Linked DNA regions of Homo sapiens: region 1 is linked to region 2. Evidence: chromatin loops called from intact Hi-C (ENCODE). Cell type or tissue: Calu3. All regions are shown on one strand. Links, peaks and the distances in the headings refer to the core of each region. The heading gives the core; the rest is flanking DNA.

Region 1 (5,751 bases), core at 427-5,426, 300 kb before region 2:
TTCACAAAATTGGTGGGAAGTTATTAGGGCAGTTAACAAACGTTTCTTCTCCTTCCACCCTCGTGAGACTGCACTTCACCCTTCATGAGGTTTGATGTGGCCGTGTGATGTGCTTTGAGCAGAAGTGTGTATCACTTCAAGATGAAAACCGTTAACATCTAGCACACCATTGACTACATTGCTTCTCTTCTGCAGTGGTGATTGTAGAAGACAAAAAGCTTAATTTTTTGTACTGTCATCTTTCTTTCAATTCATAAATGCATTAATATACTAGACTAGATGATTGGTTAGGTGAATTACAAATACATTAGAAATCAAAACATAGAACTCTTTGAAGACATTTAGCTGCAGGCCAGGTGCGGTGGCTCATGCCTGGAATCCCAGCACTTTGGGAGGCCGAGGCGGGTGGATCACGTGAGGTCAGGAGTTCAAGACCAGCCTGGCCAACATGGTGCAACCCCATCGCTACTAAAAATACAAAAATTAGCTGGGTGCAGTGGTGGGCCCCTGTAATCCCAGCTACTTGGGAGCCTGAGGCAGGAGAATCGCTTGAACCTGGGAGGCAGAGGTTGCAGTGAACCGAGATCGGGCCACTACACTCCACCCTGGGCGACTGAGTGAGACTCCAACCCAAAAATAAATAAATACATAAAATAAAGACATTTAGCTTCCTATGTCCTTGTGCATATTTTGCACCAGTGGAAACACCACCGCCTGCTTGAGAATAGTGAAAAAAAGCCGGGTAATTTTAGTGCCTGACTAATTCTGACATCACAGGCACTCTGAGGGTCTTTGGTCAGTGGACCGTGTCTTTGGAGAAGAGGTCTTGTTTGCCCAGGCTGCAGTGCAGTGGCACAATCCTCGCTTATTACAGATCTGAACTCCTGGCTCAAGCCACCTTCCTGCTTCCACCTGTCACGCAGCTAGATGGCTGGTATGCCCCAGCATGCCCGGATAATTTCTTTCTAGAGATGGGAAGAGGACTTTTTTTCTCTTAATACACCTGCCAATGTTGAGTGCCTTCTGGAATTGGGCATAAGGTCAAGCAATCCGTCACGTCTCTGGTTCTTAAGGTGTGAATATGAGGTGACACGAGCATGTGCATCCCTCACCAGCTCCCAAATTCCAAAGCCTTTAATACTAGAATAGCAGATGTTTCTGTTTAAAAGGGTGGTTTTTTTTAAAGACATATCCAATGTGCCCCAAACTTTTCCTCCAAGTTTGCCAATGATTGTCAAATGCTTCCTGTTTAAAAAAAAATCAGTTTACCAACTCTCCCTGCTATCTAAAGGATCCCAAAATTAAATGTTGGTGCCCAGATGTGACATGCAGCTCCTCTTCTTTCCCCAAGCACAAGTTGCTTGGAATCATTTACAAATCCTTTGGAGTCTCGGGAGTCCGGTGGCAGCCCTGTAGGCCCTGAGGTCTGCATGGCCCACATCTGGACCTGGCCTGTCTAACACTTACTTTAGTTGGGATGGACTCCACTGAAAGCAAACTGTTGAATGATGTGATTCTAATAGGGAAGGCTGGTTGCTGATTTGCTGATTCAAGGTACTAGATGCACAGCTGAGGAAGCAGGTGTCTGAAAAATCTCACCGAGCTGAACAGCTGCCTACTATGAATCTTTCTCCCTAATTTCTAAGCTCACACTGAACTCTGGCAGGACAGAAATAATGCCATAAATAGCAAGTCCAGACTGAGTCACCACAGCCTGGGTCCCAGAGTGACTGCCTGGAGCAGAGCCCCTGCTGACCCTGGCTGGACATGGAGCATGGGTGAGAAAGGGACCCCGGCTCAGGTCCAGCCGCTGGGCGCCCTGGTCAGGCCAGCCCTTACCTTGGCCCGCACCCCTGCCAGAGCTGGCCTCATGGTGGCTCAGTTTCAGGCGGGGCCTCTGTCCTGCCCAGCCCTGCCCGGTGGAGCGACCTCAAGAGCTGCTCTCCTTTTCAGCTCCCAAGCATGCCAGGAACAGAAGGACGGGAGGCAGCCGGTTGACAATTTAGGAATAAATGTCCACTTCATTAAACACCGCAAGCCCTTCTCCGCTATGCCAGCCCAGTTAATATTTAGCCAGGTGCACCAAAGCAAGCCGCAAGAAGAACCCACAGCCCTCAGGACGCGTTGTGTGCCGGGCGGCGAGGATTCGCCCAGCCTGCGGGGCAGACCCGACCATGTCCTCGTCTGAGAGCGGGAAAACGGACACTGCAAAGCGCTGGCAGCGGAGGGACAAACTGCAGCTGGCGACCTGGGATTCCATAGGTGGCACTTTCTGATGCCCTGTCAGAGACCGGCTGGCTGGTTTTCAGATGTGTTCTGAGTCATGTGAAAGGGCAGACACACTGGCTTTCCCAGCAGCTGCCTGGCTGGCTGGAGTCCCCGAGTCGGTGGACATGAGCAGCGCAGTGGAGCGATGCGACCTCTCTCCTCCCTCCTCCTGCCTGTCTCCTCCCTCCTTACCCCATCCCTCTTCCTCCTCCCTCCCTCCCAACCCCACCCCTCCTCCCTCCTCAATCAGTCCCTCCTCCCTCCTCACCCCATCACTCTTCCTCCTCTCTCCTCCTTCCTCTCTCCTTTCATCCCTCCCTACTACCTGTCCTCCCTTCTCACCTTGTCTCTCTCCCTCCTCCCTCTTCACCCCATCCCTCCTCCTTCTTCACCCCATCTCTCCTCCTTCTTCACCCCATCCCTCCTCCTTCCTTACTCCTCATCCCATTTCTCCTCCCTCCCTTCTCCTCCCTCTTCCCTCCTCACCTTGTCACTCCTTGTACCTGGTTCTTAACCAAAGGACAAGTCCATGGCTCATGAGATCTGAGTTATGCAGTTCTGTTTTGTTATGTTTTTGTTCTGTTTTTCAGTTTAAAAAATTACAATCTGAACAAATTTCACTGAAACAGGTTCCCAACAGACAGAATGCTCTGGTCCAAACGAAAATGCCTTAAAGTTGCCTGCAGCTGTAGATTTGGGAGAAAGCAGGCCTACGTTTTCCTTAAGAATGTGGCCACCGCCTGAGGAAACAGCATTGCCAGGAAACAGCTGTGCCTCCGAAGCCCACGTGACTTCAGATTCCATCTGCAGCAGATGGTAGGCTTTTGTGGCTTTCGTGGCTTCTGTGGCTTTGGTGGATTCTGTGGCATTTGTAGCTTTTGTGGATCATTTCTTCCCTGTTGGTCCCTGGTGGCCTGGCACGTGTTAAGGCCCAAATGCTGTCTTTATCTTTAATAATGTTTAATTTGAGTGGGGTCAACAGAGATCTATTAAAGGTTGTAAAAAATTTATTTAAAGTGATATTTGTGCAAAATACACGTCCTGAGCAAAAGAATGATTTTTCGACCCTCTGTTATCAGAGAGCATGGGTCTGAATAAAGTCAGGTCAGGTGCCTGCCCAGGAAAGCACTTGGCTTTCAGCTGTGTCAGTTTTCCATGACTCCTGCTTCTAGCGGGGAAGGAGGGCTGCGGCCTTCCAATGCTCAGCTGTGGTTTGCAGGCATCCCTGTTGTCTGCACCTGCAGCCCAGTCTGCTGCCACGCCCACCAAGCCATCTTTCTGAACCTCAAACGATGCTAGGATCTTTCTTCTCCCCACATACAACATTGTGGCAAGGAAGCCCAGTTCTTCCTGGCATTGCTTGTCAGTCCACTGCTTTGAAAGTGTGTCCTTATCCAAGTTGTGGCTGTGTGGACCTGCTGTTGTCCAGGAACCAGGAATGCTGGCGGTGAGTCACCCCCACCCAAGAAAATTGACCCTGGTTTGTGCGGCTCATCAGGCCTGCAGAAACCTCCTGCCGGCCATCCGGTGAGAGGAACCTCTGGGCTTGGTCAGCTTTCACACATGCCAGGGCAGCCTGGCTTTAGACACAAATCCCAGGCTGGGAGTAGCCAGAGGTGATGCCCATGAAGACTGAGAGGCCGCAGGAGTTTGTCTTCCCCCAGGCCACTGCCTGTCTGCTCCTGAGGGCAAGAACCCCCCACTGCCTGTCTGCTCCTGAGGGCAAGGACCCCCCACATTCACCCACGCGGCCCTGGAACCAGGGTCAGCAGCCACAGCCCCCGGCCACATCCAGCCCATGGTGTTTTTCTAAACGGACACAAGTTGAGAATTTTTTTTCACACTTTTAAAAACGTTTTTATTTCTATGTTATAAAGTGGGACATACACAGCCCATCGTGTGCAGAATTCCGCATCTCTTTATTCCCGCATTTCCTGGCCTTGTTAAGCACTTTTTTCCCTTAATGAAATATTTTTTCCTGGTTTCATCCATCCATATTGGGATGAGAGGGTTGTATTTTTCTAAAATGAAATGTGCTGATTCTGTTTGACTTTCTAACATGAATGGCCCATAGACTCATGTTTAAAAGATTGAAAAAAATTTTTAAAAATAGCATCTTGTGACACACAAAAATTATACCAAATTTAAATTCTGGTGTCCAGAAATAGTTTCATTTGAACCCAGCCCCCACTGCCTGTCACGTGCTGTGCTCATGGGTCTATCACACAGGGCAGCTCTCGTGGTATGGCAGAGACCACGTGGCCCACAGAGCCCAGAACGCCTGCTCTCCGGCCCATTATGCAGCAAATTTGCCAGCTCCCGGCACAGAACATGCCAGGGACTCTCTCATCCACTGAAACGTCCCACGAGCGGCTGTGCTTTGAGTCTTTTTCTGTCTTGTTACTATTGTGACTGACTTCTGGTAATCATTGGATTTTTTTCTTTTCTTTTTTCCTTTTGAAAGTGATACATGTTGGTTGGAACAAGTTAAAAAAAAAAAAAAAAAAAAAAAGAGGTCTGTGTGCTAAAATCGTTTGGAATGTCCCTCCTAACCTTCTTCACATCCCAGCTCTGTAGTGACCGATGTTTCCAATCTGAGGTGCAGCCTCCGTGGTTAATCTTTGCTCAGATGTACAGGGTGCCATTATTGTTCTTTTTACAAAAAAAAAAATGAAATGCTACAGTACATGTTACTCAGCAGCTTGTTTTATTTCACTGAATAATGAACATCTCTCCATATTAATTTGGATGTCACTGATTCATTACTTTTCACAGATGCAAAAGATTCCACAGTGGACCTTACAATAATTTTTTCACCTCTGCCGCTGTTGAGGAACATCCGTGTCAATTCCGTTTTTGTGTTATAATTCTGAAAATGAAAACCTTTGTATTCTAGTGTCTATGTACTCACGCTTTTATTCTGCAGTATAGAAACCTAAAAGTGGGACTGCTGAGTCAAAGACTGCGGGTTTTTCTAATATTAAGATGCAGTATAATGCATCTTCTCTCCCCAAATTACAGCATTTCGTGATGGCTGGCGAGGCCACAGGGAGATGGATGGTCTTTTCTTCAGAGGCTTGATTACTTTTTATCTTTAAAAAATCTCTAATAAAATGCCATTTCTTCTTCTTTATTTTTAGATAGATTCAAATGTTGAGGCTTAGTTGCCTAAAGAAAAGAGTGCAGGTAAGAGAGGGGTGTCTGTGCTTCCGTGGAAAGAAAGGGCTTGGATGGAATGGAAGGGCCACTGGGATACCATCTCCCCAAAGTCAGGGACCACCTCTGTCCCACTGACCGTGATGAGAGCTCATGGGGTGTTTGTGAAATGAGAGAATGAATGAATAAATAAGCGAATGAATGGATGGTGATAGAAAGGTCGCTGGAGAGGGACGGTGCTGATCCATGAGGGTGATGACACGCAGATCAACCAATCTCTGTCCCCCATGCCCTGCACGGGCACAAGTGCCGCTGTCCACAGACAAA
Region 2 (5,000 bases), core at 1-5,000:
GGCCTGTTGCCCAGACCTCAGGGTCTGATCCCAATACACACTCTTTTCTCCACTTATTCCCTAGGTGAAATATTTCATTTTTGTGGTTTTAAGTGCTAATATATTCCAAATTTACATCTCTAAGTTTGGCCCTTGTTCTGAACTTCAGCCCCATATAGCCAGTCCCTCATATCTCTATTTAGGTGCACTCTAGGCATCTCAAAGTGAGCCTGTCCAAAACTAAACTCTGATTTCCCACCACTGCACTCTCATCGGCACCGCACTCTCATCTGCTTCTTCTTCAGCCCTCTCCTAAGTCTTAGTGAACAGCAGCTCACTTTACCAATTGCTAATGTCCACAGCCTGGCATTCTTCTGGATTCCTTTCTTCCTCTCAGACCATGATCATATCTAATCTTAGCAGCAGATTCTGTCAGCTCTACTTTCAAAATATTTTTATAATTTAACCACTTTTCACCATCTTTGCTTCTTACTACTGAATTAATCCAGGCTAACTTCATATCTCCCACCTGGGTTGTTCCAGTAACCTCTTACTTAGTCTTAATTTATTTCCCTTGTCTGCCTTTGCCCCCTTACAGTCTGTTTCCTACACAGACATACACTTCTAAACCTTAAGTTAAATAATGTAATGTTTCTATTCAGACTCCCCAATTTTTTTTTAATCACTCAGTGTACCTTGACCTACAAACCTTATTCCTAATACCGTTTTTTCACTTTCTCATTCTGCTATAGCCACAAGGGGCCTGCTTGCTATTTGTCAGTTATGCCAACCAGGATTCTGCCTGGGATCTTAGTACTTGTTCCCTGGGCTTAGAATGTTCTTTCCCTACAATTAGGCTTTGCTCAAGTATCCTAGAAGTCTTTGTTGATTTACCCTATGTGAAACTGTGGGGGTAGCACTTTGGTGAAACAGGAGCTCCTCCCTAAATGGCAAGCTTTTTGAATACCTTGGCTTGAGTTTATTCGTAACTATCATGGTCACATTTCTTTGACAACATGTTCCATGCCTAGCAGTGATTCAGGCATTACAACCAGTCTCTTATTTCATTTGATTCCCACATCAGCAAAGGATATATTACTATTATTTACATTTCTTTTAGTTAAATAGTGTCCAGAAAGTTTAAGGAATTAAGAGTTACAGACATAGCGAAAGGGTTTTCTTTCTCCCTTTCTGCCTCCCCCAAGAAAACTACTGACGTGAAACTTCATATGAGTAGATATAGTTTATTTAACAGCTTTGCATTATTCTGTTGTCCGTATTCTATCTCTGTCCCTATCCAGAGATTAATAAATTGTATATACTTTTCCACAGTTACAAATGTGGATTTAATGAACAGTCTTGTCCATGTTTTCTTCTGTACTGATGTAAAATTTTTAGGATGAATACCTAGAAGTGGAATATTTAGATTCAGATTTTTTAGGTCCTGCAAAATTGATCTTGGAAATGGTTCTACCAATTTATATTCCAAACTTCAGTCTTCACCCTCCTCAATATATTCAGATTTGTTGATATGCTCTAAAGTATTTGAAATAATAATTTCAATTTGTTACCCTGATTTCCGTCGGTGAGCATGTTTTCATATGTTCATCTAGCCTTTACTTCCCTTTAATTGGATTTCTCTTTTTTACAGACTCAGCTGTGTATTAAACAGAATGTTCATTTTGTATTATTGTATAGTACAATGATTACTGATTGTTTAGTCTGCCATACTGCTGGAACTGGGTGTTTTCCACCCTTATTTTTATACAGCAGGATGAGACGCAGTGCCGCATAGTGGTTGAAAGTGACTTGTTTCAAAATTGCCAGAGTATGAATTCTGGCCCACTGGTATTAGCTCTGTGAACATGGTCCACTTACTTGATCTTCCTTAGGCCCCGTTTCTTCATCTGTAAGACAGGAACAGTAATAATACCTACCTTATGGGGTTGTTGTGAAAATTGGAGTAGATAACGCATAAAAAGTACTTATTAGCACAATGTTTAGCATAAGGCAGGCATTTATACTGTTGTTATTTGTAGTGCATTGTCATCATTAGTATTTGTGGGTTTTTTCTTTCCCTTGATTTTATATGTTTATCTTTGTATCATGTAATGTAACTTGTGGGGGGGGAGAGATTTCCAGCAACATGTTTAGGTTTAGTATTGTATGTTCTAGGTTGACTCTGCATTCTTGTTTGTTGCCGTTTCTTATTTTGTGTTCAATTATAGCTAGAAATGATAGTACCTTCTTCAAAAGTATCCTTATATGAGATTTTTTTGAACAGTGTAATGTTATAAAAACCCAATCAGTGATTTTGAGGTTTTTGTTTCATGGAACTTTACACATCTTACCATATTCTTATCATATTCTGTATCCCTGTCTTTGAGTTCATGCCTATTGTGTATTCCATTACTTACCTAAAGAATTTGTTTCAGAATGTACTTTTTAGAAATCTATATGTGTATGTGTTAGCCTAGGATATTTATTTAACAGTATAGAAGATTCTCAAAAACAGGAGTTAAGAGTATTATTCTAGTGAACAGAGTGTTTCCATAAAATTAAATGAGAATCTACTTCACTGATTGGTTCTTTTCACCATGATTCTGTTTTGCAAAGAGAATTAATTAAGAAAACTTAATTGAACAGTGAGCTGGTTTCATTAGTGTCACTTTTCCTGTCGAGGTTCTAGGTTCCTTTTGTAAGTTACTACTGATAAGAATCCTCCTAAACAGCTTGACCTCCTTTCAGAAGTCCGTGTGCTGATTTACACAGCTTACCTTTTTGTTTTTCTCATGCCTGGTACTAAGTGACATTCCAATCTGCTGTAGTCATTTGGTAATGCAAAGAGTGAAACTGGAAGGGTAGGCAGGAGGTACCGGTTGGCACCAAATATGCAGTTCAAGATCACTCATGATACCAGGGAGAGAATGTCAAATACTTGAACCAGAACAACACATTGTTTTAGTTTGTAAAATTCCAGTTATAAGGCAGTAATAGTCATGTTACTCTACCTCAAAATTATTTTCTTTCTCATTTGTTCTTTTCACCTCTGTCCCAACCCCCCTCTCGCTCATGGATGTGTTTTGTGTGAAATGTGAAAGGTCTTAAGATAGTGGAGGCTTGAAAAAACTGCCTGTGTTTTAAAATGTGCTTGTGTTTGTTTCCTAATGCAGTACTTTGAAGATATTTTAGGTTTAGGTAAGTTGCTTTAAGTTTTTTTTTCTTAATTGGAGTAGGTTGAGTGCTGTGAATTCAATTTTTAGTGTACTATAAAAAGATAGATGGAAGCACTTTGATTATAGGAAGTTTCTTTGAATCATTTGCTATAGTTTGAGTGTTTACTTTAATGTGAAACTCACTGTAAATCCAAGTAAATGCTGATCTACCAATGTTCATGTATATAATTTGTATGGTACATTATCTTCATCGTTCAAATTTAGAACCTTCTTATTATTTCACATACTTAAAGAAGAATCTTAGTTGCAGATTCAAGATGAAGATTATAAAACATTTTCTTGGGTTTTCTTTCAGTATTATAATTTTGAGGCTGAATTTAAGAACATGGTTATTTTCTGTAGACACCAAAACATTTTATAATTTTGTGTATAGGTTGATTTGGGTAGATCAGTTATATCACTGGAAATGATTTCAACTCTCAGAAATTGTATTTCAACAATATAATTTTTTATTGTGTGTGTGTGTGTGTGTGACAAAGTCTTGCTCTGTTGCCCATAGCTGGAGCCGATCTCGGCTCATTGCAACCTCTGCCTCCTGCAAGCGATTCTTCTGCCTCCTGCATTCAGGCGATTCTCCTGCCTCCTGCATTCAAGCGATTCTCCTGCCTCAACCTCCTGCTGGGGTTACAGGCACCCACCACCATGCCCAGCTAATTTCAACAATAGAATTTGAAATATGTATAGTGCCATTCTATTTTTTCTACAAAGTTTGATGGTTTTCATTTTTCACGTCATATATACAGATCTTTAATATATACTCTGTTATTTTTTGCTTTTGTATTTAGTTTTGCTAGAGATAGGTTTTTTATACACATACACATAAACACAAACACACACCTTTCTTTTTTTAACTTTTAGGGTCAGGGGACATCTGCAGGGTATGCAGGTTTGTTACCTAGGTAAATGTATATCATAGGAGTTTGTTGTACTGATTATTTTATCAACCAGGTATTAAGCCTAGTATCCATTAGATATTTTTTTCTGATCTTATTTCTTCTTCCACCCTCCACCCTCCAGTGGGTCCCAATGTGTTGTTCGCCTCTATGCACACCCACCTTTTCAACTAGTTCTTGTGTAAGTGTAGGCAGTTGAGAATTTGTAGACAGGAAGTAATATTTATCAAGTGCCTCATATGTGGCAGGTTCCTTTATATAGTGTGAATCAGTTAGTAACCACCAAACCCTGTGAAATAGTAGCCCCTCCACTTTATAGACAGGGAACTTGAGAGAACTCAAGTGTTTGGCACAGATTCATGTGGGTATTAAGTGAAAGTAAAATTAAGTGGGATTTTACCCAATGTCTGGCTGTTTCCAAGGCTCTGCCTCACTTGCTTTTTGTATGACACACCTGTTGCTTGTTGAGTGTAAGCAAGCTATGTTTGGCTTCTGATGTTAAATAATTCATTATCCATTTTCAGAACCAAAGTTCTTGAGTTTTTGTAGCGCATTTTTAAAAAAAACAGGTTTACTTTATTTTGCACTTAATAGTTGGTAATTATAACTGAATTATTTTCATATTACACATTTTTTAGCGTGAAAATTTTCAAACACAAATGAAACTCATTCCCTAGACTTCACAATTTTCAGTTTGTCGTTCTTAATTTTGTTGTTTTTAGGTGCACTGTTTTTTAAAGCAGATCCTAAAACCCGTCATGTTATTTCTTCCCTACTTCAGTGTGCATCTAACAAAAATTCAACCATCATGCAATAATCTCATTAACAAAATTAGCCAGAATTCTTTGTTATTATCTGTTATTCGGTCCATACTGAGATTCCCTATATCTCT

What was found. A loop is a pair of places that touch in the nucleus more often than their neighbours do. Peaks named below come from ENCODE experiments on the same cell type or tissue, not always from the same donor. Only the 100,000 strongest peaks of a DNase experiment are listed, where the experiment ranks them.
Region 1: a loop joins it to region 2, with 3 times the contacts of the local background. A loop is called at or near these places in 1 of 110 quality-filtered maps.

Annotation. Positions count from the first base shown.
Region 1 is chr6:167,544,874-167,550,624 of GRCh38, forward strand. It overlaps LOC105378129 (a long non-coding RNA gene), which reads left to right and starts at 2,768. Exons shown (of 3, transcript XR_943268.2): 1 at 2,768-3,084; 2 at 5,409-5,454. In Calu3, for the core only: no CTCF peak of the experiment used is centred there; a DNase peak (open chromatin) is centred at 2,308.
Region 2 is chr6:167,847,214-167,852,213 of GRCh38, forward strand. The region is part of intron 1 of AFDN (afadin, adherens junction formation factor); the gene reads left to right. Among named protein-coding and RNA genes, the nearest start is that of AFDN, 23 kb to the left of the region's middle. In Calu3, for the core only: no CTCF peak of the experiment used is centred there; a DNase peak (open chromatin) is centred at 2,848.